4 separate regions of the Homo sapiens genome follow, and regions 1, 3 and 4 are each linked to region 2. The links are chromatin contacts, found by Hi-C or POLR2A ChIA-PET in ENCODE. All regions are on one chromosome and are shown on one strand. The core of a region is the stretch at or near the end of the contact, and the rest is flanking DNA. Distances in the headings are between cores, read along the strand shown. Region 1 overlaps EPHA4 (EPH receptor A4). Region 2 has its middle 330 kb from the start of EPHA4. Region 3 overlaps EPHA4 (EPH receptor A4). Region 4 has its middle 470 kb from the start of EPHA4.

Region 1 (7,283 bases), core at 4,154-6,653, 210 kb after region 2:
ATCAGCTTATAATTTCTGGCATATAGGGCATGGGGAAATTTTTCACCTTAGGGGCAAAAGTGTTGAAGAGTGGGTTTTTAATTCCATGAAGTCCAATATATCAATTTGTGATATTTCTTGATTGCTTGAGTTTTTGGTGTTGTGTCTAAGAAATTACTCAGAGGCAAACACTTTTGCATTAGAAAATGGTACCATGGACATTTTATTTTCAAGTGAGGAAAGAAGGCTGGTAGAAAAAGTGGGAATCTTGGTGCAGACCAAAGGTGCATAAAACCACTTTTAAGTCTTTTCTCTACGCTGGCAGGGGTGTGTCTGCACATTCTCTATCAATACAAATAGGAAATGCTTAGTTCTCAGATTCATTTACCCTCTACATATGTGACCAGGGTTTTCTACTCAAAAAAAAAAAAAAAAATTGCCGGATGCAGTGGTGCACACCTGTAGTCCCAGCTACTCGGGAGGCTGAGACAGGAGAATCACTTGAGCCCAGGAGGCGGAGGTTACAGTGAGCCAAGATCGTGCCACTGCACTCAAGCCTGGGTGAATTTCTTTTCTTTTCTTTTTTTTTTTTAAGAGACAGGGTCTGGCTCTGTGGCCCAAGCTAGAGTACAGTGACATGATCATAACTCACTGCAGCCTTGAACTCCTGGGCTCAAGGGATCCTCCTGCCTCAGCCTCTTGAGTAGCTGGGATTCCAGGCACTAGCCACCGAGCCCAGCTTGTGACCATAGTCTTCTGACAGAACAAATGTGCCTAAATGAGTTTTAATCAACCTGCCTCAATCAAAAGATACTTTGTCAACTAACGAGAAAGGGCAGCCTCTCATGGCTGTGCATTAACACCTCCTTGCATTTCACCAGATCCCTCTGGAGCTGTGGAGACGACAGGAGAGGATCCAAAAGTGAGGGTCATGCGGAGAATTTATGGTCCTCCTGCCAATTTAAAAAGTTACTCAAGTAACTGCTGGTAATGAATTCACACGCTTCCACTCTACCCTTTCACCCTCACACCTCCCTAGTCGGACTCTTGGCACCATCTTCACAAATTTTCTGCATTCCATTTTCTGTTTATTAAAAGTATCCATTTGTCAGATCCTTTATGAGCTCTACAAGGGAAACAAAGATGAATGTCTCCATAAGCAAAGGGGCTTATAAAATAGGCCTGGGCTGGGCTCTTGGATAGAGGAGTCTCCTTCCCTGCAGTAGGCAGGGATGCAGTGGGGAGGAAAGGGGTGGGGGAAGGGAATAGCTTCTCCAATAGAAATTTTAAATCATTTTAATTCAGTGACAACTGCATTATGCAAATGCATCCAGTCGTTTATAACAGTTACAGCTGTAATAGCTACGTGTTTTAGAGGCGCGGTGGGACTTTAATACAAAGATCCCCTGTTTCTTCTCTCTTCTGCAGAGGTGCTAGGAAAATCACTGTCTGCGACAGGAAAAACACCCTAAGCTGAACAGAGCCTCCTTTTTAGAAAACGGACCTGCAAAAGTATTTAAAGGGAATGTTATCTTTTAATTAAAGTAGTGAAGGGCTCTGGGCGGCCCTGAAGGCCACAGGCAACAGAAAAATATCCTGTCTGTAAAACTAATCTCAAAAAGCAAATAGAGCTATTCTATGCTAATTATAGCCTTCACCTTATGCGGAAAATTATATATCCTTCTCACCAAGGTTCCTTTTTTTTTTTTTTTGAAAGATTCTGAAGATGGGGAAAGATGTACCTACTTCTTAAGACATAATAGCACCACTGAACACGTACGAGGTTTTTTCTGAAAAAATTTGCTATTGTGGTAACCACTCTAAGTATTCTATTTCATCCCCAAAATAACCTTATAAGGCAAATGCTCTTTTTACCTCCATTTTACAGATGAGAAAACTGAAAGAGAAAGATTGAACAAGTAGTCCAAGGTCACAAGCTTTAGAAGCAGCAGAGGTGGTATGCGGTCGTTTGTCCCCAGGCCAATGGTTCTCAAAGCGTGATTCCCATACCAGCAGCATTGGCTTCACCTGTGGTGAGCTCTCTTGCACTCCAAACTTACGGGCCGCACACCACCTGCTGAATCAAACCTCTGAGCAGGAGGCCCAAGAAACTGTCCTAACAAGCTTTCCAGAAGATTCTTATGTTTGAGGACCCCTGAACTGTATAGTGTGTACTTTCTCTCCCATTTTAGTAACCACCTCATTTCTTCTTCCTAAAGATTTTGTACTTTGTGTCCTACTAGCCACCTGCCCCAGGCCTAATGTCTCATTTTTTCTTTTCTTTTCTTTTTTTTTTTTTTTTTAAGTAGAGACAGGTTTCTATTAAAAAAATAGAGTCCAGGTGCCTCTGTCACCTGGACTGGGGTGCAGTGGTACTATCGTAGCTCACTAGGAATGATATGGACAGGCGGCAGGGAAATACTGGGTAGAAGAGGGTGGTTCCCTGCAAAGGCCCCACCTTCAACACTGGAAACCGTGGGCATTACCTTAGGAATAGTCAAACTCCAGGGGAAGATTATCTTCCTATTCCTTCCCCTTTCCAGCTCCCCATCCCGCTGAGAGCCACCTCCATCACCCAATAAAACCTACACATTCACCATCCTTCAAGTCCATGTGACCTGATTCTTCCTGGACACCAGACAGGAACCCAGGTACCAAGACGGGAGGGTGAAAAAGGCTGTCACCCCGACTCTCCACTGAGCTGGTTAACACTTAGCCATCCGTGGATGACAACTGCTAAAAGAGCATTATTTGTAACATACACCTGGGGCTCCAGAGGTCACTGGCAACCACTCGCCCAGGCTCCTGCAGGTGCTAAACTGTGTGCTCCCCCTCCTACAAGAAGTTTGAGCTCGGTGGCCAAGCAAAACAAGTCACACCCCATTACAAGTCCCACGAGGGGTCCAGGAAACTTACCCATCTCAACTGCAGCCTCAAACTCCTGGGCTCAAGTGATCCTCCTGCCTCAGCCTCCTAAGTAGCTAAGACTACAGGTATGAGTGATTACACCCAGCATCAGTTTTTCTCTTTAACCTACCCTCCTCCGACTGCTCCCCCACACTGGGGTGGCTATATTGCCATTACTCTGCACACGCTGACTGAAGATGCTTTCCACAGACACCTTGAATCAAAGAAGAAAAGCCTTGGCTTTCCAGGGGACACAGCCCCAGGCTTATGAGATCCTTGACTTGTAGTAACTGTAGTGTGTATGAGGGCTCTTGGAACACAGCCACCTTAAACAGGGACTGCCTCAGCTGTGCTGTCTATGTGGCACTTTATAAGTTGGTCTTAGCCAGCCTTACAGATTTACTCAGGATTTGCTTCACAAAATGCATCTGTTGAGCTGTGTCGCATTTTAACTGAAGCGTGGTTCATAGGCTCAGCGAATGCTAATGGACTAAAAAAGGAAAGTTCAACCAGGTGTTACTGTAAATAGGTGCTGAACTGCAACAGCCATAAATCAGGCAGAGCAGACAAGCAAATCCCGCAATATATTCAAGATTCCCAAGCTTCACTCTCTGCATCTGGAACCAAAGATTCCAGCACAAGGTGTGGCCAGGTTTTGTTGTGCTTTATAGGAAAAGTACTTAAATTTTATTTTGCTTACCATCTGCTTGAGCCCACCCTATGACAATCAGTTTGGCCTAGCAAATATCTGAAGGATGGCATGGCATACCACAAATCTGCAATATTAATTTCTCTAAAATCTCACACAAGCTGCCTTGGAGATAGGGTATCCAGCCAAAACCAAAGACCCATTTAGAGCTGACTACAAGATTAATGACTTGTCCTGCACTGATTTCCTCCTATTAGCAATCAGTGGGTCTGCGCCATCTGTCATTTCCCTGGAAAGAAAATGTGTGTTTAATTTCCCAGTAACTTCTAGCTTGGCTTTGTAAAGGGGGTGACCCACGTACATTTAGTGACCACGCCTTCCAAGTGAATGATGTTCGGATGGTCAAACTGTCCCATGATGCTGGCCTCACTCAGGAAGTCTCTCCTCTGTTTGTCTGTATAACCAGCTTTCAGAGTCTTGATAGCCACACAGATCTCTCTCTTGCCAGGCACTTTGAGACGCCCACTGCATACCTCACCAAATTCACCTTTGAGAGAGAAAAAGAATCTACGATGGACCAGAAACACATTCAAGATGAAAGAATAACAGCTAACATTCCTTGAGTGCTTGTTACACGCCAGGCTGTTTGCTAGTGCTTTGCATAGATTATTTCACAAAATCCTCCATGCAACCCTGAAGTAGATGCTACTATTAGCCCCATTTTATTAGAGAAAACTAAGGCTTAATGCAAAAAACCTACACAAAATCTTAGTTAGTAAGAAACAGAGTAAATCTTTTGAATGCAATCAATCTGATTTCAGATTGCATTAAGTTTCTCTCTAAGAATAAAATCAAAATTTGTACTAGAGTTCTTTATAACACATGATATTTTATACTCAAAAAAGGAAATTTCATGTATATACACACATATAATATACTCACAAAAGCATTTATGTAATCCACACACATATTTAACATCCACCAAGAAAACAGACTCATTAGCAGACGGACACTCAGACACTTACCAACTCCTATAACTTTTTCAATCTTAATGCAGGATGCGTCAATTTCTTTGGCAAACTCTCGCACTGCTTGGTTGGGATCTTCGTACGTAAAGGGGTCCACATATGTTCTTACACCTGAGTGATAAACATGATAAGTTGGCTGAATACTTCTAAGGAACCACTAATAAACATAAATAGTCTGGGTCTAAAATTACCAAACATAGGAAAAGTCAAGTTAGCTGTACGGTCTTGACATATGAAAATGGTTAAATTCTTGCTCTGGTTTTCATTAGTGGGTAAACAAAATATTGTTAGCTACTTAAGAGGCTGCAGCTTTACTGACTTCCTGGAATGTCTTCACACTTCAAGGACAAGATTTTTAAAACAACCCATCCCATGGAGGAAATTTGAATTGTGTTAGCTAAATACTATTGTCCCAAGCAGTTGCTCATAGCTCCCTTGCCTTTGCATGAAGTCCTACCCACTACTTTCAGTTATCCTCCCTTAGGGAAGGAAATAGAAGCATTTTAATTTCAAACAGCTCTTTCCACATGGTGTCACATTTTGCCCAATATCTGGATGAATTAAATATGTGACCAACAATTAACAAAATTAGATTAAACCTAAGTTAAAGTAGACAATAAGGTTAATATCAGCTAGTTGATTTGAGAATACAGACTCTGTAGTGGACCTCACTTCTTTTCTGGTTTGGAAAGAAGGTGTCATAAGCTAAGATATTCAAGTTTGCCAGAAAGTTTCAGCTGGAGATAAGCATTGTAGCCTAGACATCAGGAAGTATGATTCAGCCATATCTCATACTACCCATAAACTAAATTTAGATGTGTTTGCCGGCAGCCCAGTGACAGATATCTGGGCCAAGAGGCAGAAGTCATTGTAAAAAGCTTTGTCCTGGCACTTGCACCTCTCCCTCCTGGAGCTGTTGGGGCACTGGGGCACAGAGGGTATGAAGGACACCAGTTGGCCCAGTCCCTTCGACTTTCCAAGCCTGTAGGTCTTGTCCTCATCCCAGCACCATTGGTTAGGAATAAGCTCCTTAAATTGGCAATTTCTTGCTACTTCTTTTTAATAGATCAGCTTTTTAAAAAAACATATATTCCATGTAAAAATTTAAAAAACATGATTTTAGGAGGAAACGAGGTGAATAAATGGAAAGTTGTTAGACACTTCATATCCCTCATCACTTTATATGCTATAGCCAAGAAAATCTTCAAGATGAGTCTTGTTATTCCCAGTCCCTCTCTTTTTTTCTATCTTTTTTTTTTTTTTTTTTTTTTTTTTTTCTGGAGACAGAGTCTGGCTGTGTCGCTCAGGCTGGAGTACAGTGGTAGGATCTTGGTTCACTGCAACCTCCGCCTCCTGGGTTCAAGCAATTCTCGTGCCTCAGCCTCCTGAGTATCTGGGATTACAGGCGTGCATTATCATGCCTGGCTAATTTAGTTATTTTTTGTAGAGACGGAGTTTTGCCATGTTGGCTAGGCTGGTCTCGAACTCCAGATCTCAAGTGATCTGCCCTCCTTGGCCTCCCAAAGTGCTAGGATTACAGGCATAAGCCACTGTGCCCGGCCAATCTTTCTTCTATCTTTCTGCACTAATATGTGAGTGACTTGTTACATGAGGCTATCTAAATATAAATAAGTTAAATTTAAAAATCACTTTCTCAGTCATATTAGCTACATTTCAAGTATTCAATAGCTTGTGTGGCTATTGGCTTACATTTTGGACAGTGCAGATATAGAACAATGTTATCTCAGAAAGTTCTAGTGGACAGCTCTCCTGGATAGTCACCAACCACTGTCCATTTAAAAGTCTTCTACTGGCTGGGTGCGGTGGCTCACACCTGTAATCCCAGCGCTTTGGGAGGCCGAGGCGGGCGGATCACGAGGTCAGGAGATGGAGACCATCCTGGCTAACACGGTGAAATCCCATCTCTACTAAAAGTACAAAAAAATTAGCCGGGGGTCGTGGCGGGTGCCTGTAATCCCAGCTACTCAGGAGGCTGAGGTGGGAGAATGGTGTGAACCAGGGAGGCGGAGCTTGCAGTGAGCCAAGATCATGCCAGTGCACTCCAGCCTGGCCGACAGAGCAAGACTCCGTCAGAAAAAAAAAAAAAAAAAAAAGTCTTCTACCTTGCTTAAGTCACTCTAGAGCCACTTTTAATGTCTTCTTTGACCTCTTTGGAACATCAAAATTAGAATCCACTAAAAATTTATTGACAGTCACTAATTCTATATCACATATAGCCATTCCCTGGGAAGTAGCAATTACTGTTACATTTCTTATTCTTTTCCTCCTCCTCAAATTTCCAGCTTAGATTAAAAAAAATACCCATTTAATTTTGCCACCCAGCTACAACAATGAGCCAGCTAGACTGATAACTTTCTTAGGGTAGAGGATAAAATAAGAAAAAGTAAAAATCTAAAGAAACTTCTCTACCTCATCCCACATCTTTAATCTCACCATCCAAATCACCCATTTCAGTTTGATACCTAGGAAGTACATTATTGGGATAAGGAATAAATATATTATATTATATAACATTAATAGCCACGTAAATATTATTTGAACATGTTTAAACTAGAAAACGTGTGACATGCTCTAAAAATAGAATTTTTTAATCCAATTTTTTGTACCTTGATTCAAATGTTTCTCTTCATCCGCTTCTTGTTTGGCTTTACTGTATTTACTCCGTCTATTAAAATTTTTTTAAAAAAGAGAATTATTTT
Region 2 (7,078 bases), core at 474-2,973:
ATCAAATACATTTTGCACCTCCGAGCTCAGTGACTACTCAGTGATTTTTATTTTGTTATTATTTTCTTTTTCTACTTAAGTCTGGAATATTTTGAAAGAAGAATGTTGGCTACTTCCTAACTTAGACTACCCTAATAGGGCCACAAGATTCATACAAGAAAAGATTTTGCCATTTCTTTCTATAAATCTCTGACATCACCCCAAAACTCAGGTGAAGATTTCATTGTGCGCTATCTGCTAAGAATGACACCATATTTGTATCACTGTGATTTCTGTTCCCTGGTTCAACTGATTAGAAATAGGTGAGAATGAGTCTATCCTCTCCCCACTGTCTCACAGCTATGTGGTGAAGAACATCTGCTTTCTTCTCCCTCTCACATGTGTTTAGGCAATGCTAGAATATTTCTCCTTACTTGTGACAACTTCAGTTTCTTAGCATCCAGGAGAAATATTATTTTAAAATAATAAAATACCAGTTTTAGAGAAGAATGGCTAAAAAATTAAACACTTAAGATGGGAGTAATTTCTGGCAAGTCCATTCATTCATTCATTGCATCTGAATATACATATTCTGTCTCCCCAAACTCAAGACCTCACTGAGAACGTTCCATTTAGCAAACTCTATATAATGACATCTAAGAGGAGTCCCACTAATCAGTTTCCAGTTCCAAAGGGTCAGCACAATCCAATTATTCTGAAAATCTGGTAAGTGCAACACATAAGAAACTTTTTACCATTTCATGTGCATCATATGGCACTGCCAAAATGCTTTGGCAAATTTGCTTATGGATTATTTAAAAAATCAAATTTGTTTGGCATTATTAATATCTAACAAAGAAATACCATTGTTCAAAGGAATGGAACAGCATGTCTCTTCACCTTCAACTCAAAAACAGAAATATGACTTGGGTCAGTGGACATTTACAGGAAGGTAACAAACCTGGTTGAGAGAAACATGCTATATTTTTCCAAAATGTCAGCCATGTGGATGGCAAGTGAAATAGGCCTAAGACTTGAAAGAACTTTGACTTCATCCAATGGAGATTAGACTCCAGGACAGTAAGATTTAAGATTAATGCTTATACTTCTTTGAAGCCATTACATGTAGTTGCTTTGGCTAAGATATTAATATAAGTTAGGAGGATTATTAGAAACCAGTATAATTATATAATGTGCCTAGGCCCATAGGGCCATACAATTTTTTTATGATAAACATAGTGGTTGACATTTAAATTGTTTTCTTTTCAAAGCCAACCTTATATTTAATATCTTATTTAGTCTACTTGAACTTTGGGAAGCTGGTAGGTTGAACCTTAGTATTTCTACTTAATATATAAGAAAACTATTACCCAAGATGGTTCATACTACCTCTGTTCAGAGAAGTGGATAGTAACAGGATTCACATTTCAACCATTAAATCTTCCAAATTTAATTTTTTTTTCCAATAGCAAAAGTTGTGCCTTTTTAAACTAATGCTTAGAGGTGAGTCCTAATATTTTGCTGGTGATTCTTCTTCAAATAGTTTTTAATATTCACCTGACATTATCATTGTATAGGCAAAAACAATATACACAAGCACAAAGACCATGTCAAAGTCCAATACGCTACAAGAAGAAAGTGATTTCTTCATATTTTGAATTTTTCTTTGTCACTTTAAACTCTACAGCCACTGTGATTCTATGGAAACACACAAACAAGGGAAACCAAACAGGAAGCGCTCTATTTTCTTATTATCAGCAGGAAATTTAGCTCAGGAAGTACAATAAAACCTTGGCCATTCAGAATCCTTAGGGAATAGATCCTTCCAGAAAACCAAGCTTTGCAAATCTCTGAGGGCAAATCCCCTTAAGTCTTGAAAACAGGTTATTTAATTGTTTTGAATTGAAACATTTTGAAATGTACTAGGCATTCCCTGCATGTTTAACTGAATTAGTTATTTCTTGGTCAAAGATCTTTTAACGCAAATCATTTACTATATACTACCTAAATGCCCTTAGATTCAACCGCGGAATGTAAGAAGACTTCAACGATCAATTAAATCACCCAAGTTTGCATGTGTGTATATGTGTATGCATGCTAATTGTGTTTGCTTTTGGAAGATTTTCTGTCACTTTCCTTGCAATCAACTCTTGTTCATTCTTTAATAAGTAAACCCTCTTTCCCCTTTTAATTCGCAAAATTGAGTATAGATAACCAAGCCTGTTAAAATTGAGAATAGGCTACAGGTGGAAACCTGAGGTCTTCTATGTACAGCTAGAATATGGCTTTATCTCATGGACTCTGTGATACCTCAGTAAAATGAAAATCAAATAAGTATTCTTTATTTTGCAGTCTGGATCCAATTAGTGTTCTTAACTGTGTAGACACAGTCTAAGACAGAATGGTGTTAACAAATTTAAACATAATGGTTTATAATAATGGTACAATAGACATGCATGTGAATTCAATGATAGTTTGGGTCCTTGGGTTTAAGAAAATAAGCTCATATTCAAATTTTTCTTGGAATCAAAACTATCATAACTTGTAATTTTAAAACTACCAAGTTAAATTTCAGCAATTAATGCATTAATTCAGAAATATCTACTAAATGGTAATTATGTGCAGGCACTGCCTTGTGTTCAATGTACCAATAAATTGAGCCACATTGACATGTGTATTCTTAGCCAATTTTATTAGTTTGGCCATTATTTATAAACAATTTATTAATTTCATTAATTTAAGCTGTTATTTATTTAGTTATTCATGCAAGTGTCTTCTATTTGCAGAGATTATGCCAGATCTTGAGGAATTAATGGGAAACCAAAATAGATATGCCCCCAGCTTCTTATGCAGCCAGTGTATTCTTGGGGGAGTGAGACAATAAAATCATCAGCAAATATGTAAAAACACACTATGGTCAGGACAATGTACAGGAGGTAGAGAGGCTCATGAGAGCACATTCCTGAGCACTTGAGTGGGATGTCAGCGAGTCTCCTGCCAGATAGTCAAAGTTTAAGGTAAAAGTGAATGAGTTAACCAGGTAAAAGCAAAGACTCTGGGGCAGGGCTGGGATACATGTAGGGTACCCACAGAGGACTGCATGACTGAAGCTCAGAAACTGAGCAAGAGAATGGAGAAATGTGGAGACTTGAGGGGCTGGCCAGATGATAAAGAGCCTTATAAACCTTGTAGAATAGATTCTCTCAGAGATATTATTTTTAACCTACCTATGGGAACTTACTGAAGTAGTAACTTGTTTTCAAAGTGCAATAGAATAATTTCATATTAAAATATGAATGAATTTTACATTTTACATGAAATATAAAAGTAGAGAAACATGTATTGAAATGCCCTCCATGATCTCTTTAACCATTCCTGCATCCTACATGGATGTACCTTGATATGAACTCCTATACCTACTTCATTCAATACCATGCAACTTCAATTTCTGCTTTATGCTTTTCTGTGTTGCTTCCCATCTAGAAAAGTAATATAAGATGATCTCCAAAATACACTCAGTATCAAGTCAAGAGAGGGCTCATCTAGATAGAGCAGGAAGAGATCAAGAGCACCCCATCCTGACTGAAGGGGAAAGATACCAAAAGGACATGCCAAATTAAAGAATGATATGGAAATCTCTACAATGAGGGATTTCAGAAGAAAATGGAGCCATGGATTATGAGCTCAATTAAACTCTTGGAAAATATTATAGGTAAACATTTAATATATGTGTCAGAACACTTGGGGAAAAATTGTAGTGAGTACATAGAAAACTAAGAAAACATTTTAAAGATAATAATTCCCTTCAGGAAAAAGTAAAGAATTGTATAAAAAAAGGAAACAAAGTTGTAGTGTACCTCTTTGTTCAGGAGAGGCCACTTCATGTAAATATGTACAACTGGACACAAGAAGAGACTGAAAGTAGGGTGTGTGTACATGTGTGTGGTATAAGATAATTAAATCTTCATAAGCAGCTTATATATTCAATAGCTTATATATTGATAAAAATCACTATTAAATATTATTTCAGAATATAGATTTAACTTATATTATATTATTATAATACTTAATGTAATTAACCCAAAGAAGTGAAACTAGTAAGTATAGAAGGGAGAAGAGAGCTACTATTTTTGTTTATAAATTTTATAGGACAATTTGACATTTTAAGACATACGGATATGATGTTTTCATAAATATTAACTTTAAAAACAGGCATATGCATATATTTCTCAAATTATTTGAATTTATCTGATCAGTGGAAACTAGAATTTGGACTAGCATTTAGACAAAATTGAAAACAAGATAAGTCATTTTGGAAAGAGGGTACTGATATTTTCAAAGCTCTGCTCTTTCCGCATTTATTCTCGTATAATTGTCTTTTTTTTTTTCTACAGCAGTTCAGGAATTGCTAATACTACTCTTGAGGTCATTTTTGGAGGTGTGAGTTTAAATGGAAAATATCTGTCTTGAAAATCTGCCAACAGATGACAAGTAAGGAAAGGGATAACTTGCAGCTCCATTATTCTGAAATAGATTTATAAAGACAAAATGTGGTTCATTGAGGTCAGCTTCAGGATTCAACCTGAAATAGTCACAAAACTACCAGCTCCCTTTGAGCTTAGGAAACATACTTTCAGCACCTGAATGACATGACCTTCTTTGTACTTTAGAAATTATTAACATCTCTGGCTTACAGATGTTTAAAGACCAGAAAATTAAATGGAAAATATCAGAGAAATAATACTAATTATTCCTAATTAGTCTTAGAAGATCTATAAAAGCACAGAGTTATTTGAAAGGCTGTTTCATCTGAGATACTTATTCAAATTCATGAATACTCTGGAGTAAAGGTCAGTGGTCAAACCCTCATGACTTGTGGCTCCATGATGAAACTGTTTTTCCAAGAGTAGAGACAAAATGTTCAATAAGCAGTTACTTTAAATCCATTTTTTCTAATCATTTAAAAAAAATTTTATCAACCAGAAATGATTGGGCAATTTTGATAATAAAATAAGAATTCCAAAGATAAATTGTACTCAATGTCTTCAGTGCAAATTATGTACCTAATTTCCTTTTGTTCCCTACATAATGTTGTACTTTTCCACTAGTCCAAAAATTTTTATAGAAAAAAATTAATATCTACACAATAATCTTCTTAAGTCTGAAGGAGTAAGGATGAACCTTGTTGTGTTAGTCAGCAGTCTAGCTGCAAAACCCAGTATCCACTCCGCCTGGTTTAAGCAGAAAAAGAATTTATTGAAGGTTATTAGGTGTTCACAAAGTCTACCTGAAGCCAGATAACCAGGTTTCTGTGCTGTGCAGGAGAACCTTTGCTGGAAGTTTTGGCTACAAGAGCCAATACAACGTGATTAGAAAAACCTCATCACATTTTGGAGCTTCTTCAGAGAAAGCACTGTTGCAACCTCCTTAGGGCCCCTGCGTGGCATGAGTGGATACTGTGTCGGATTAGACAACAAAAGCTCTGCCACCTCTGTTCCCTAAAAATCAGATAATTTCTTTCAGAAGATGATTCCTGCACACACAACACCTCACTGTGCTCACTTCTGAACTGAGGTCCTGCCTGGATCATTGTATGGCCGAAGGTGACATCACGTTACACACCTGGACCCTGTGTGGGATGTAAAACTCTCATTAGTACATGCAGGACATAGTCTTCATAACACAAGAATGTCTCCAAACTTGAAAAGACAGACAAAAAGGTTCTGGGCAACCATGGCACATGGCAAATGTCCACTCTTCAAATGCCACAATAAATACAATTGGTTCAATCCCTAGTTAGTGACAATCAATGCTAAGGAGTTATAAGTAAATCACATTATAAATTATAAATTGCTTTATAAAGCAAGTTTCATAGTGGGAAATTCAGGCCTGCATTTAACCGAGACGAGACTGTGGTAATCAGATGGCCCAGAGCAATGGTATCTCATGGGATACCACGTGGGTTCTACAGTGAGTGATTTTCCATAGAGTTATCATGGAATAATGATGATGATAATGCTGATGGTGATAATAATGATAACTAACGTTTACTAAATGTTTCCTATCTCCTGAGCACAGTGCTGAGTGTTTTAAATAAATGAACAACTCATTTTATGTAACAAACACATTAGGTTGGCATCATAATTTTCCCTTTTCACTGATGAGGAAACCAGGGCTTAAAGAAGTCAAGGAATTTACCAAGAGGTAGGTGGAGCTGGAATTTGTACAAAGGCAAATCTAAAGAGCACCGGAATTCTGTAGCTCAAAAGCCTGAAAGTTCACTCCCAGCTCTATCACTAACATAAAATTTTGTCCTCCGAGTCTTGGTTTCTTTCTGTGGAAAATGAGAATTGAAACTCCTATCCTCCCTCTTCTACATGGCTATTTTGAACATCAAATATGCTAAGTAAACTCCAAGTTGTTATTAATATGTAAGGTGTTTTTATAACCAGTCATTCAGAAATGCTTTCCCAGATCTTGGTTACTATTATTTAATATTGTGTTATAAGCATTTGCTTGTTTGTTCTCTAGTTTCCATATCCCCTCCTTCAGGTAACAATTTCTCTTTGGAGGAATCTCATTCTACCCATTTCCTGCCATAGAGTATGGATGGAACTCTTCTCCCCCTCAGCTTGGGGAACATTTCCTAATTGGCTTCAGTCAGTATTCATGTCTGATTCCACTGACCTCAGTGATTGGCTCAGAGGGGAGCATGCCATCCAATGAGAACTAACATGATTACACAAGACGTTTGCAGGTTTCTGGAAATGAAGGTGTCTGCCCACTTTTACAAAAGCTACCAGAAGAGATCTTTCTCTTTCTTTAAGTAGCATAAAATGAAACTTCAAGGTGTGGAGCGTTTTGTTTTCATGAGAAGAGAGCTGGAGCTGGCAGGCAGCCACCCTGTAGAGCCTAAGGAAAGGACCAGTCAAAGGACAGCAGGACGTAGAGGGGAAAATTGGGACCCAGGCAATATCACCTGAGTCATGAATCCAGCATAGCTTGAATGCATATCTTCCACTGGACATTTTGGTTACATGGACCAGTACATTTCTTTGTTGTCTTGGCTAGCTTAAATTAGATTTTATGTAACTTTTAC
Region 3 (7,111 bases), core at 1,397-3,896, 190 kb after region 2:
ACGAATTATACTTTCCTTTTCTGAAAAATAGCAATTATAAGAGCAAAAAAAACCTGTTTACTAACAGCTTAATTACAACTCCGAGATAGGTACTATTCTTATCTCCATTATATGGATGAGGAAATTGAGCATAAGGAGACTAAGTACCCTGCCCAATGCCATACCCTCTGGAGTGGCAAGGCTGGGATTAGACCCCACAAAGTTCTAATTGATATTTATGCTTTAACCACCGTGTTGAACAGCCTGTCTATGAAATGAAAATCCTGACTTGTTTCAGTTCACAATCCACCCATAGTCAACAATAATGATTGAAAAATGCAAACTAAGGGCCGGGCGCGGTGGCTCACGCCTGTAATCCCAGCGTTTTGGGAGCCGAGGTGGGCGGATCACGAGGTCAGGAGATTGAGACCATCCTGGCTAACGTGGTGAAACCCCGTCTCTACTAAAAATACAAAAAATTAGCCAGGCGTGGTGGCGGGCGCCTGTAGTCCCGGCTACTCGGGAGGCTGAGGCAGGAGGAGAATGGCGTGAACCTGGGAGGCGGAGCTTGCAGTGAGCCGAGACAGCGCCACTGCTCTCCAGCCTGGGTGACAGAGCGAGACTCTGTCTCAAAAAAAAAAGAAAAGAAAAAAAAGAAAAATGCAAACTAAGAAGTGAAAAAAAGTGGTGGTTTTTCTTAACAAGAGAGTAACTCCTGATAAATAGAAGTATCTAATCTAACATGGCGAAAGAGCCATACTCTCTACATGTAAACAGGCAGGAGAGAGGGAACATGGGACACAGGGAGATACTTGCTCTATGAACGACAGAGGTCTTCTAGGTTCAAGCCTCCTTCCACATATCAAGAACTAATCAGCCGCAGGCTGGAATTCTAGACATCAGCCTGGAATCGAACAAGGCTGGCACACAGCAATGGACTCCTCATGGCTCCTCATTGTCCATATATTTGTCACATAATCAACTCAAACCAAAGGAAGTAAGTTCCCTTCTTTCATTTATAACAACCAACTATCCAGATTACTTATTGGACTATGCCTCCCACCACGGTGACCATGTTTAGCAGCTGGTGGCCTCAAGCAAAGGGCAGTAATTAAGACCAAAATGCACTTTTATAGATTATTTTGCCTATTTTATCAAATCACTTGTCTGTTTTGCATATGTGTACATTTATCGTGTAGAGAATAAAATTTAATTTTTTGTAGTAAACGACCATATTTAAAATTGTAGAAAACACTTTAGTCTATTTAAAGAGAGAGAAATCGTTTTCTGGCCAGGTCTTGTAGCTCATACCTGTAATTCCAGCACTTTGGGAGCCCAAGGAGGGAAGACTGCTTGAGCCCAAGAGTTTGAGACCAGCCTGGGCAAAAGAGCAAGACCCCATCTTTAAAAAAAAAAAAAAAAATTAGCCAGGCATGGTTGTGCACACCTGTGGTCCCTGGGTCGACATGAACATGAATGTTATGTTGACAATTACGTAAAAATGACAGAAAAGTCATCAAATCTACCTTCTAACTATTTCCTCTCTGGAAATCGGTCAAATCCATCAAATGTAGTTTTTGAAACCTGAATGTGAAGGGATTTCATCAGGTGGGCAGGTATTTATGTGAAGTATGAGGAGAACATGAATATGATCTTAAAACGCTAGAGTGTATTCCACGTCCTGCGGACACACAAGGTTGGTAATGGTTTCTTTTGCTACTAGAAATTCTTAAAGGAGAAAGAATGGTCTCATAAACACGTGTTGCCTTTCAGTCTGCCAATTCCTTCTCCACTTAACATCTGGATATCAATAGATATTACATAAATATATTTGTAATATTAAGTGGGCAATTTGGGGACTTGGTGTGTATGCAGAAATGATTGGACATTTGAATTGAGATGTAAGGGAATGTGAAGACTTGTATCTACTTAATGCCAGGATACGAGTTGAGTGAAATAAGCCTTCTCCTCACCATTGAATTCAGGCAACTCCTTTATCATGGGAAATTTCTTAAACAGAGACCAGACAAAGCATGTGGTCTATGTAGGGTCATGAGTTAAGGAGAATTCATTGTGACTAAATAAACAAAGGCTTGTTCCTTTGAGTCAGTCGTGATGACATCAAAATGTCTTTACCATCCAGTTCTTTTCATTGCAATAGAATTTTACTTTTGTATCACTGTCTTCCCCATTACAAAACAATAATTTTATAAATGTCAAGGCTAAATAATGCATGTTTATCCTGCCAGCATAACTTGAAAGGTCTACCACCATTGTATAAATATGTATTTACCTCCAAACTCTCATAAATCCATTTAAGTGAAGAAGCTTCACTGTGTGACCCCCCTACCACTGAACTTCATTTCACCCCACTCTGGCATGTTGTAATAAAACAATTGGGGTTACAAGTGAAAGACAGATGAATAATACTTGGACAATGTTGGAGGAAGAAGCGTACCTTTCTTCTGTGGAGCTCACCGTGTTTTACTTAAGAATATTTCATACACACTTGCAACAACACCATGCATTAGGAAAGGTGTTATTATTAAGGTATCATTATCTCTCTAATTTCCAGGTGGAGGAACTGAGTTATAAAGAAAAGTGGAGTGAATTTCCCAGTGTCAACATTTCAGTTGGCTTTAGAATCCATAGCTGTCCGGATGCCAGAGTCTGGCTCTGCGCCCTGGGAAACAATGCATCATTCCTATTGTTCTCACATTTCTCTTCTAAAACTTCATGGAGGTAGTGGAGAGAGTTAACACTTTTACTGTTGCTGGATATTATTTTAGGCACTTGGAAAGTCCTTTTTTGGCCTTTGCATCAGCCTTGACTCTAATATATGCATATGTTGAAATTTTGAAGATTCAGACGGTGACCTTTGAATAAAATAAGATTTCATACTTCACCTCTCCTTTGATCCTTCCCTGATTACTTCATTTACAGAAATACCTGCTGAGCAGGAACAAAACAACACCAGCATAGTATATAATGTTGTTAGGCTATTTCAGAATGGACATGTTCTCTGTTGAAATGGTCTGCTTTTAATATGTTCAGTGTTTAGAAAATACCTTGTCTTAAGTTGTAGACTTTAAGAAAAAAAAAAAAAACTTTTAATTATTCAATGTACACAAGGTAACATTCTGTTGTTAGTTAAAATACAATGCCACCTGGGCGCAGTGACCGACGCCTGTAATCCCAACACTTTGGGAGGCTGAGGCAGGTGGACTGTCTGAGATCAAGAGTTCGAGACCAGCCTGGTCAACATGGTGAAACCCCGTCTCCACTAAAAATACAAAAATTAGCCAGGCCTGGGTGGTGGGTGCCTGTAATCCCAGCTACTTGGGAGGCTGAGGCAGAATTGCTTGAGCCCAGGAGGCCAAGGTTGCAGTGAGCCAAGATTGCACCACTGCACTCCAGCCTGGGCAACAGAGTGAGACTTTGTCTCAAATAGTAATAATAATAATAATAATAATTTTTTTTTTTTACCAAGCAAGCAAAAGAAACAAAAAAGTCCTACATTTGTCAGCTTTTAACGTGAATATCCAGAACTCCTAGACTTCTGCAAAAGTGGTGATAAAACAAAAATTGTTGGAGTAGTTTTAAAAACAAATTTCACATTCCTTCTGAACAGAAAAGCTTTTACAACTTATGTTGCAAAAAAGGTTTTCACTAAACTGTCATGATTTGACAGCATCAAATTTAACATTCCTTGCTCTATAAGAAATAGCTTTCAGGATACAACCAAGGGGAAAGAAAGGTCGTTAAAATCAGCAACTCTTGTTTAAAAGTGATAAAAATGAAATAACTCAAAAAAAAAAAAAGAATGAAAAGTTAAAATGTGTCCAGTCCAAAGTTATGTCCTTTGTTTCTAGGAATGAACAAACTCAATGCTGGTATATAAAAATAGAAGCATTGAAAGCTAATAGGTTTATGGATGAGCAGTGCATTTTTCAGTAGTTCAACTTTCTGATCATGAGAAAGCCGAGGCGAGTTCCAAGTCTCACCACTGGCATCTTGGTGAATCCTCTTTGGCCCTGTTTGGGGATGGAGTTTCCTGGAGCAGGACAGAAAATGAGGCTAATGGAAAAGTCTCGCCAGTACTTCTCCATTGAGGTAAACTCTCCAAAGGACGGGACCCATGACCTAACAAGGTTAGAGAGAAAGCCTCCTGTGCTTGCTGCCTGGTGCCCAGAAGATAATAAATATGTGTACCATGAATGAATGGCACCAAAGGACAGGAGGAGCCCTTCGTGATGGAAAGCACACAGCCAACAGCCAGTGAGCATCTAGGACCATCCCTCAGAGCCTGACCTCATCTGGGTCATATGTCACTTCTCCCCGGAAGAATAGCAGGGAAACCACACTGTGTTTGGTCTCCTCTTTCGCTGTCAAAAAAGGACTGAAATCCTGAAAAACATCAACACAACCTGAGAGACATGAGAGAGTATTTTTCTGTTTTCAGTATTTCGAATGAGATCAAGTTTAAAGCACAAAAGGAGTTTTCACTGGAGAAAAAATCATTCTTGGTTGTTGGACTTACCTTGCAGATCTGGGGTCGCTTCTTTAAAGGAGCGAAGTGTGAACGTTCTCTATTCCAGATTGTCACAGCCCACTATCCACAAGATAGTTAGGACAAGTTTGTAAAGTCCCAAAATAAGACTTTATATGGCACAGCCTCAGGCCCAAAGAAACAGACCTCATTTGTCCAGTTAGGGGTTATGGGGCTTGGGTTACGTATATATATATTTTAAATCCACTTTCCCTTTCTTTCCAGGCCCCCTGTGTCATAGGAATCCACCAGGCGGCTTGAGCACTGAAGAGGCAACACTAATGAGCCACGTCGCTTTCTCCTAGGACTTTTTTTTCCCCCATGGTATGAACCAAGCCCTAAAAGCCACAGCTGAGTCCTTAAAAAATGTTCCTAGGCATGGTCTTCATTCCAGTGAAAGACAGATGACTGTAATTTATGCCACAAACAAAATACAATGGTTGTAATTCCAAATGGAGAGAGAATCAGGGATGTCTCAGAAGCTCAGTGTCTGGCAGCAAATACAGCATCAAAACTCAGAGGCAGTGTTCTATTTCTATAGGTACATGTATTTTACAGACTGGTGATGAACAGAAAAGTACTTCTGAGAAACGATTTGTTCCAGGTCTCATTCAAATGACCGGCAGTCATTTCTGTAAGCCCCACAGTTTCAGCAATCTGTGCACCAAGCAACGCTGCAGATATTGTTTTTTTTTTTCATTTCTTTAATTTCAGAGGGCGAAGACGAAGTAAAAAAAGTGCAGTTCTTCAATTAAAGTGCATGGATGAGGTAAACTAATTTCAAGAGTTTTGAGTTTATTCAGTACTGGCTCAGACGGGAACCATTCTGCCGTGCATCTGCTGCATTTGGGTTCGCATTGCCTGGACACTGCTCAAAATCTTATTCTGGTGCGTGATGGCTGTGATACCAATTCTTGCCAGGTCCCTGTACATAGGGCGACAAAAAAGGGACAGAAGAAGTCACAGGGACTGACAATCTCTTTTCTTGGGCTTCATGCAGACACACGTTTGAATCAGCCACAATTAATACAGCACAACAAGGCAGGTGTATTAAAATGTTTCATTAAGCAATTTAATGCAAGAATGTAGATACTTTATAGAGGCTGTGTAAAATTATACTCAATCAAAATGAGAGGCATTCCAGATTTTTTTTAAATGAGTAGGATGATTACGCAGCTCAAAGCAAAAAAAGAAAATACTATTAAATCTAGATTTACCCTTTCGTGTTACATCGTTGAGTACTTACTCCTGGTTCACGTGCACCACAGCCTCTAGTGTGGTATAACCAGCAGCTGTGAAGTTATCCTTATACCGGTCCATTTTAATGGCCTGGAGCCAATCGCCCACTGATACCACAGCAGAGAATTCAGGGGAGCTTGGATCCAACAAGGCAGTGTTAGGTCTAGAAAGAGAACAAGAAAATATAAGCAGAACGGAGCTACCAGTGAGACAAGAAGACTCAGAAATCTGATTGCCTCAAATAGGCAAGGAGAACTGAAAAGCTAAGGGAAGGTTTTAAATGGAACAATTGTTGTTAAATGTAACTATGCAATATTTTGCTCTTAACTTCACAAAGCTGCTAAAGCATGTATCAATCATCCTATTTTTTCTTAATTCTATTTCCTGCGCTTGTTTTATGTGGCCCTCTGAGGGCATTCATGCTCATAGCAGGTCTTTTAACACCCTAGCCTGGGGTGAAGACTGGGAGAGCCCTCATGGCCGAAACCTGTTCAATCTTTGCAGAAAGAGTCCAGTCTCTGCCAGTACTGAATATTACAGACTTTCGTTCAGCAACTATGGAAACCCTAGTGAAGGATGAGTAAGGAAAACTGCGAGCTTGCCACCTGCCAGACTGGATGGAAGCAGAGAAAACAGCAAGAATTCAAGTCCAGCATGCTTCCAGCCTAGTCTACAGGCAGGCTTGGGGCATTCAAACAAACTTGGGACAGCAGGGAGTTAATCCCCTCTTTAATCAATCCATGCCTGACCAGCACGAGTGCCAAGGCTGGCAGAAGAACGGCCACTTTGATCACTGTTTGGATTGTGGAATGTGCTTCTCGTATTCCCTTGCTGGGGTTCCTGAATAATGATTTCAACAAATTCAAAGCACTTCTTATTAACTTATTTATTAGTTTACTCATTTCTTAGGCCAGGTGTTTTCTATTAGGTCACTGTCACAAGCAATTACAGGCTGGAATTCTGCCTTTCCTAATGATATTGACATATAAAAAATCATTTACTAATAAAAACTATTAAGAGAATTATAGTTAGTTATCTTCATCACCCAATTGCTGAATAACCATAGAGCAGGCCTTCATGGGGTTATTTTATACTACCTTTACTTATAATAACCTGTAGAAAAATACTGCTACTTGTTAAGTCATAGTTTTTGAACTTCTGTTTTTCCTAAAACTCACAGAATGTGTTTGATCTTAACATTTTGACCTGATTTTCAACGTGATACTATGTTTAAGTACAAACATTTAAATCACAATTATATCATTACTACTAAATTTTCAACCAAAAAACTCTTTCCTTGTAAAAACAAAATTAAGTCGATATAATGCTTTACTTTTCTACATA
Region 4 (6,912 bases), core at 1,828-4,327, 130 kb before region 2:
TAAGTACAAAATCTGATTTGGTCAACAAACTACTTTTACACAACCAGGGCAAAGCATGTTATCATCTATGCACGTGGCATTTATGATAACAATCAACACTGTGTGTGTAATTCTGTCCAAAAATAGAGTCCAGGCCGGGTGCGGTGGCTCACGCCTGTAATCCCACCACTTTGAGAGGCTGAGATGGGCGGATCACTTGAAGTCAGGAGTTGGAGACCAGCCTGGCCAACATGGTGAAACTCCGTCTCCACTAAAAATATAAAAATTACCCAGGTGTTGTGGTGCACGCCTGTAATCCATGCTACTTGGGAGGCTGAGGCAGGAGAATTGCTTGAACCCGGGAGTCAGAGTTTCAGTGAGCTGAGATGGCTCCACTGCACTTCAGCCTGTGCACCAAGGGTGAAACTCCGTCTCAAAAAAAATAAATAAAAATAGAGTCCAACCACAACTATTTTCTCTGTTAAAGATGAGTAGATACATGGATAACAAAAAAGACAATGCATTGAGAACTTAAATTTGGCTTTTAATTATGCTCTGCTCTTGCGTGTGAATAAAGTCACATCTGCCAAACTAAAGTCTAATGATTTCAAATAAAGCAACAAGGCCACACCTGAAGAGAAAAAGAAAACGTGGGGAAAAGGCCAAGAAGCTGTCCAGCTTCCCCATCCTGCCCTACTACTCAAGTGCTCCATGGAAACGACTTCAGCAGTGTTAATCAGCAGATCTCTTTCAGACTGATGCCACGTGTCACCATTCCCCAGACCTTTGATGGATTAGGTGAAGTTCAGTGTTTCAGTCTCAAAGGATATCTTGACAATAAAACTAAATAGAAGGAGCTGAGATGTCAACAGAGTCCCAAGTGTAGAGTAGGCATCATTCATAACTTAGAAGGACATTCGCTCTTGGACAAACCCAAATTAGAATAATCTACCTATAAGCTGGGTGCAGTGGCTCACACCTGTAATACCAGCATCTCCGGAAGCTGAGGTGGGAGGATCACTTGAGGCCAGGAGTCTGAGAATAATCTACTCATAGATAGATAATCCAGAATAGTGACACAAAGGCAAATGCAAATCACATTGAGAAAAAAATTCAGGTATCTACATTGCAAGTATAATCAAATAGGAAAAGTTCCAGCTCTCAATTTTGCTGCTGTAACTATGATCCCATAGTTTGATACATGATCCATAATCTACTCAACACTGAGTAAATATACTATGAATTTTATTATTTATGCCAGTAGGCATTAAAATTCCATCTTTTTTTTACCCTGCCAGCATTGATTACAACACAAGGACACACACATACATACACACACTCTACTATGGAGCAGCTTTAGAGCTTTAAGAATAATTTGGGCTGCCTTGGAATACCAGAAGCCCTAGAAAACCAGCAACTACACTGGAAGATCTTGAATAACACGGGTGGTTGTCTAGAAAAAGCTACAGGCTCTGAAGTCAGGAATAAATCTAGGTTAGTATCTTGACTCTACCCTTCAGCAATGTTTCCCCTTAAGCATATCTGATGACATCTGTAAGCTCTAGTCTAAAAGAGTGCCACTAATACCTAATTCACAAATCTGCCCATGAGAATGGAATGATCCCATATATAAACTGCTTAACAGTGACTGGCACAAAGCAAGCTCCTCAAAATACTTAGTTTCCTGCTATTTTCCTCTCCTTGACAAGTGCTTCTTCTGGTGAATCTCCAGGGGGTTAAGTGAGCATGGATACACTCCTGAGAATTTCAAAATCCTTGGGATTTTTTTTTTTCCTCCTGACAGTCAGTACTGTTGGCTGGTTTGGAACCTCCTAGTGAATTTTCTTTTTCTCAAATCTTGGAGTATTTTTGGAGTTTATAGATCAGTGTCCTCCCAAAATGGCTCAGCCTGACCTACCCCCAGCCTGTCTCCAACACTCAGACTGTGTTTTCTTGAAACGTGCGATGCTTTCCTGTTCCAACTACATGTTCCTATTCAATCATCCATTCATTCAACAAGTATTTACCATATGCCAATCCTGTACTGGGATACAAGGTGACTAAGACAGGCTTGGTTCCACCTTCAAGGAGATCATGTTCTTGCAGAGGACACAGATGAAAAGTAAGAGGGCACATAAATGCTTTAATTATAACTGATACCGTGGCAAGTGCTGCGATGGGGGCTCTAGCAGAGAACAGAAGTTTAAGTATCGGGGCAGTGGTTACCACCTGACATAGGGCATCAAGGAACCCTCCTTGAGGAGGGATGAGTTAGGCAGAGGTGAGCTGCATAGGGAGTGAGAGACCTCAGGCAGGAGGAACCCAGAGAGGTTGTTCAGGAGGACCTCTGAAATAAAAACTATTGGCAACAGGGCACTTTGTCTCCCTCCCCTCCCCTTCCCTTCCCTTTCTTTCCTTTCTTTCTTTCACTTTCCTTTTGAGGCAGAGTTTCACTGGCAGTCAGGCTAGAGTACAGTGGTGTGATCTCAGCTCACTGCAACTTCCACCTCCCAGGTTCAAGTCATTCTCCTGTCTCAGCCTCCCAAGCAGCTGGGATTACAGGCACCCACCACCATGCCCGGCTAATTTTTGTATTTTTAATAGAGATGGTGGGGGGGGGGTGGGGTTCACCATGTTGGCCAGGCTGGTCTGGAACGCCTGACCATATTCTTGTTTCTAGATTCAACTCCATTCTTACAATCCTGAACTCCTAGCTGAGGATTTAATTGCATATATAATCTTAGATCTCTGTGACTTCCACCTTATTTATTTATTTATCTATTCATTTTAAATTTTCTGTCTATATGTCAAGAGGTCTACTTAATAAACTAGATTCCTTTCCTTTTAACTGAAAAAAATTAGAGAGGAGTGCTGCCTGGAGCCCTGCCTCCTTGGCGTTGTGCTCTACTTTTTTATCTACACAGGATTTGTGTCAATTTGTTGGTCTTACAAATGCTCCTATTGTGGGGAGGAAACCATGGGCTGAACACAAGGGCTGCCTGACTTCCCAGTTTCACTCCAGGAGGCCCACGTCACACCAGCTTCTTCTTGATGCTGTAGACACAGTCACAAGGTGTCCACATGTGTCTTCCTCACACCCATCCGCTGGGAAACAGGACTCTCCTTCCTGCTCTGCAGGGTGGAAAATAGGACCCCAGGCAGTCGCTCCCTTGGAGATGGGTCCCACACTCCATGAAGCTCAGCATGGGCATAAGAGCTGTCTGGCTGCGGTGGCTGCCTGTTTTCAGCAGGGGTCTTCAGCCAGCATTTTCTCCAGGAGGGTAGCACTGAGCTTTCTTCCAGCTGATGGCTCTGGAAGGCACCACAAGTTCTTTTTGGCGCATTTTCCACTTTCCTCCTCTCCTCCCACTCCCCTCTCTCTCTCCTCACCCCACACAGATCCTGTGCTGATTGACTGCCATCGCCAGGCTTCTGTACCAGGCAATCAATCAAAAGAGACCTTCCCACGCGGAACAGCCGCCGCCCCTCCACCAGACTGCTGCCTCTGACATTTCCTGCGTGCCTGGACTGAGCCTGTTTGGAAGGCTCCAGCCCCCTCCTATCAGTCTGGGCACTCAGGGCTCTGGCAGCAGCTGCCGCTCTGAATGTTGACACCCTGCCACGTCAACACTGGCCGGGCCGATGTTCCTTCACACTCATCTGCTGAGCCCAAACTTCCCCTGCTGGCGGGCTCTCCCTGTTTGAATGGGCTCCCAGTCAGAAAGGGCTCCCTGAAGCCTTAGCTCCTTGAAGCTCGCCCCTTGCAGCCTTCCGGCTAGAGGATGTGGCTGTTGGATCAGCTCAGTGATCCTTGGTTCACAAAAAAAGAAATTCAGTTCAATGTGGCCTTTCCCAAACCCCCTCAAACAGCGTTCTGTGCAGATTGAGCCTGCTGGCCTTGGCATTGTCCTTCCGACTTGATTTTTCAGACTATCTTTCCTCTTGTCTGTGAGAATACCATGGGGCTCAAGGACCTGAAGGAATTGGTGCATGTATTTCATTTGAACTTTGCTGAAGCTTTTTTATTTTAAGCCAAGTGCTTCCTCTGCTGTCTAGAAAAAAAAAAAAAAAAAAAGAAAGAAAAGAATCCTTCTCTTGCCGTCTTTTTTGCCCACACAGATAGCCGCTTCTCATTTTTCTGGTTCCAACTTTCAGGTAGTTGTATACTAATTGCAACTAATTCTTGAATGTAGACTAATTAGGAAATACAGAAAACTACAATAAGGTAAATTTTAAAAACCTCCTTAGGCCGGGCGCGGTGGCTCATGCCTGTAATCCCAGCATGTTGGGAGGCCGAGAAGGATCACTTGGGGTCAGGAGTTCGAGAACAGCTGGCCAATATGGTGAAACCCCGTCTCTACTAAAAATACAAAAATTACCTGGGCGTGGTGGCGGGCGCCTATGATCCCGGCCACTCAGGAGGCTGAGGCAGGAGAATTGCTTGAATCCGGGAGGCGGAGGTTGCAGTGAGCCGAGATCACACCCCTGCACTCCAGCCTGGATGACAGAGACAGACTCCATCTCAAAAAATACATAAATAAATTAAAAAAAAAAAGAAAAATCCTTCCTATCTAAGGAGCAAGAGATAATAATGATTAACATGACAGGATATATCCTTACAGTTTAGTTCTCTGCATTATACATGCAAAGAATAAACACACATGGATGACTTTTCTATGTACAATAAAAGCACCATCACTTGACACATCTCAGAACCATTTCTGATTTAATGTTTTATGAATCTTAAAGGCAGGATTACTCTTTGACCCACCAATTTCCCCCTAGAATGGAAAAGTACATCAAAGTGTATGTACTAGGTTGTTCATCACCACCATTATCATATTAGCTCCAAATTAGGGACAATTTAAATTCCCAGCAATAAGAGATTGGTTAAATAGATTGTGGGATAACTGTGCAATGTAATACTAGGAGAATATAAAAAATGGTGACATACATATATACATAAATATATATACACAAACATGGGCATGGAACACTACTAATAAAAAGATCATAAATTAGTATGCATAATACTTTACATGTATGCATCTATCTCACTTTGGAAGATGATATCCAAAATATTAATAATATTTATCTCTGGCCGGGTGTTTTGTGAGTAATATATGACTTTAGATTGTCTGATTATGTTAGAATTCTTGTAATGAACTCTTATGCTTGCGTTAAAAAAGTTAATAGGAGAAAATATAGTAGAGATGATTTTTCCATATCATTGTTTTTCTCAAAAATGACTGTTAATGGTTCGCTACCACCATGTGTTTATTCATTTCCCTATCTCAACTGCCTTATTGTATACTGAGGATGGGAGTGGGAGGGAATGAGGCTTAGAGACAAGAAGTACCTGACTAATTAGGAACAAGCCTGGGCTAGAATCCAAGCCTCTGTTTCAAAGGTCTAAATCCTATGCTGCTTTCCAGTTGTTATAGATCTAGGAGTCACTGATATATCCTACAAGTATGCTGTGTGTATGTGTGCGTGTGTGTATGTAACACATATACACACAATATTTTCATATTATTTTTAAAGGGAGTTGAAGTTGGCGCATAAAATGGTTATACTTTTCCAGTTCCCTATTGGCTTCCCTTTGAACTTGGAAACCATTTCCTACTTGAACCTCATCTCAATTTTCTCTACACCAGTTGTTCTCCAACTGAGGTCCCTGATTGGCAGCAGCAAAATCACATGGGAACTTGTGAGAAATGCAAATTCTGGGGCCTCACCCTAGCCCTGTGAAATCAGAAACACTGGAGAGCGGCCCACCACATGTGTTTCAATAAGTCCTCCAGGTGATTCGGATGCTCAATTAAGTTTGAGACGCTCTGCTCCACGTAAACCAAAGCAGCAATGACGGCAGGCAAAACCAGCACAAAACAAAAACGAACAGAAAAACTACAGTGGTCTGTGTTTCTTATTACTTTCCTTCCTCAAGTTGCCGTCCCTTCTGCCTCCTCTACCCCTAAATCAACCTAGAAAAATGTGAAGAATGTGGATTCCAAGGTCAGAATGCCCGGGCTTAAATCTGAATTTCATCCCATATTAGCTGCATCACCTTAAATGAATTATTTAGCATCTTTGTGTCCATTTCCTCATCTATAAAATGAGGTGAAAATCACAGTACATACCTCCTGGCACTACTGTATTAGTGTGTTCTCATGATGCTATAAAGAACTGCATGAGACTGGATAATTTATAAAGGAAAGGTTTAATTGATTCACAGTTCTACAGGACTGGGGAAGCCTCAGGAAACTTAGTCACTGAAGAAGGGGAAGCAAACATGTCCTTCTTCATATGACGGCAGGAAGAATTGCCAAGCAAAGGGTGAAAAGCTCCTTATAAAACCATCAGATCTTGTGATAACCCACTCATGATCATGGGAACAGCAGCATAGGGGAAACCACCCCCATGATTCAATTACCTCCCACCAGGTCCCTCCTATGACAGGTGGGGATTATGGGAACTAGAATTCAAGGTTGGAGTTGGGTGGGGACACAGCCAAATCATAACAACTACTAAACATACAGATTTGAGTGTCTAGCTATGCTAAGTATATAAAGGTGTGTGTAAATTATCTTTATTTTGGCTCTGCCCCATCAGAAGCACTACCTGCTCCTAGTGTCCCCATCCCCATTCACACTTACAGGTTCTGCGTTTAGTGTCCCAGGTTTTCTAGGTTGGTAAGAATCTTCTTATATTACATGTGTATTAATGGATTGCTAGTAGTTGTGGGTTGAATGGAAAGATTTTCAATTTCTAACCCCCAATCCCTGTGAATGTGACCTTATCAAAATTATTGCCTTTGTAGATATAATCAAGTTAAGGTGATATTATACTGCATTATGGAGGCCCTAGTCCAACAGGTGATGTCCTTCTATAATGAGGGAAGCTTACACAGACACACACAAGAAGGCCATGTGA

Evidence for each region. Hi-C counts contacts between places; a loop is a spot of excess contacts on that map. ChIA-PET counts read pairs that join two places held with the same protein, here RNA polymerase II (POLR2A). Pooled maps may share reads with other maps.
Region 1: a map of endothelial cell of umbilical vein shows a loop between it and region 2 (3-fold over the local background). The contact joins two enhancer-like sites. A Hi-C loop is called at or near these places in 1 of 168 maps with a recorded cell type or tissue (endothelial cell of umbilical vein) and 1 of 50 pooled maps. POLR2A ChIA-PET finds 5 or more read pairs at or near these places in 1 of 52 experiments (Caco-2).
Region 3: a map of endothelial cell of umbilical vein shows a loop between it and region 2 (5-fold over the local background). The contact joins two enhancer-like sites. A Hi-C loop is called at or near these places in 9 of 168 maps with a recorded cell type or tissue (Right ventricle myocardium inferior, cardiac septum, endothelial cell of umbilical vein and 3 more) and 9 of 50 pooled maps. POLR2A ChIA-PET finds 5 or more read pairs at or near these places in 1 of 52 experiments (WTC11).
Region 4: a map of heart left ventricle shows a loop between it and region 2 (2.6-fold over the local background). The contact joins two enhancer-like sites. A Hi-C loop is called at or near these places in 7 of 168 maps with a recorded cell type or tissue (Right ventricle myocardium inferior, aorta, heart left ventricle and 1 more) and 6 of 50 pooled maps. POLR2A ChIA-PET finds 5 or more read pairs at or near these places in 1 of 52 experiments (WTC11).

The regions. Positions count from the first base shown.
Region 1 is chr2:221,438,933-221,446,215 of GRCh38, forward strand. EPHA4 (EPH receptor A4) reads right to left here. Exons shown (of 18, transcript NM_004438.5): 9 at 7,191-7,249; 10 at 4,561-4,674; 11 at 3,897-4,082. Among named protein-coding and RNA genes, the nearest start is that of EPHA4, 130 kb to the right of the region's middle. Within about 2 kb of position 5,404, at least 6 of the 41 ENCODE cell types and tissues checked have a DNase peak (open chromatin) inside an H3K27ac peak, as active enhancers do; they include endothelial cell of umbilical vein, where a contact is called at or near this core.
Region 2 is chr2:221,234,413-221,241,490 of GRCh38, forward strand. No RefSeq gene overlaps it. Among named protein-coding and RNA genes, the nearest start is that of EPHA4, 330 kb to the right of the region's middle. Within about 2 kb of position 1,724, at least 2 of the 41 ENCODE cell types and tissues checked have a DNase peak (open chromatin) inside an H3K27ac peak, as active enhancers do; they include endothelial cell of umbilical vein, where a contact is called at or near this core.
Region 3 is chr2:221,420,690-221,427,800 of GRCh38, forward strand. EPHA4 (EPH receptor A4) reads right to left here. Exons shown (of 18, transcript NM_004438.5): 16 at 5,775-5,930; 17 at 4,520-5,453. The coding sequence ends at 5,339. Among named protein-coding and RNA genes, the nearest start is that of EPHA4, 150 kb to the right of the region's middle. RefSeq lists an enhancer at 4,260-5,459. Within about 2 kb of position 2,647, at least 2 of the 41 ENCODE cell types and tissues checked have a DNase peak (open chromatin) inside an H3K27ac peak, as active enhancers do; they include endothelial cell of umbilical vein, where a contact is called at or near this core.
Region 4 is chr2:221,101,079-221,107,990 of GRCh38, forward strand. No RefSeq gene overlaps it. Among named protein-coding and RNA genes, the nearest start is that of EPHA4, 470 kb to the right of the region's middle. RefSeq lists an enhancer at 3,491-3,785. Within about 2 kb of position 3,078, at least 13 of the 41 ENCODE cell types and tissues checked have a DNase peak (open chromatin) inside an H3K27ac peak, as active enhancers do.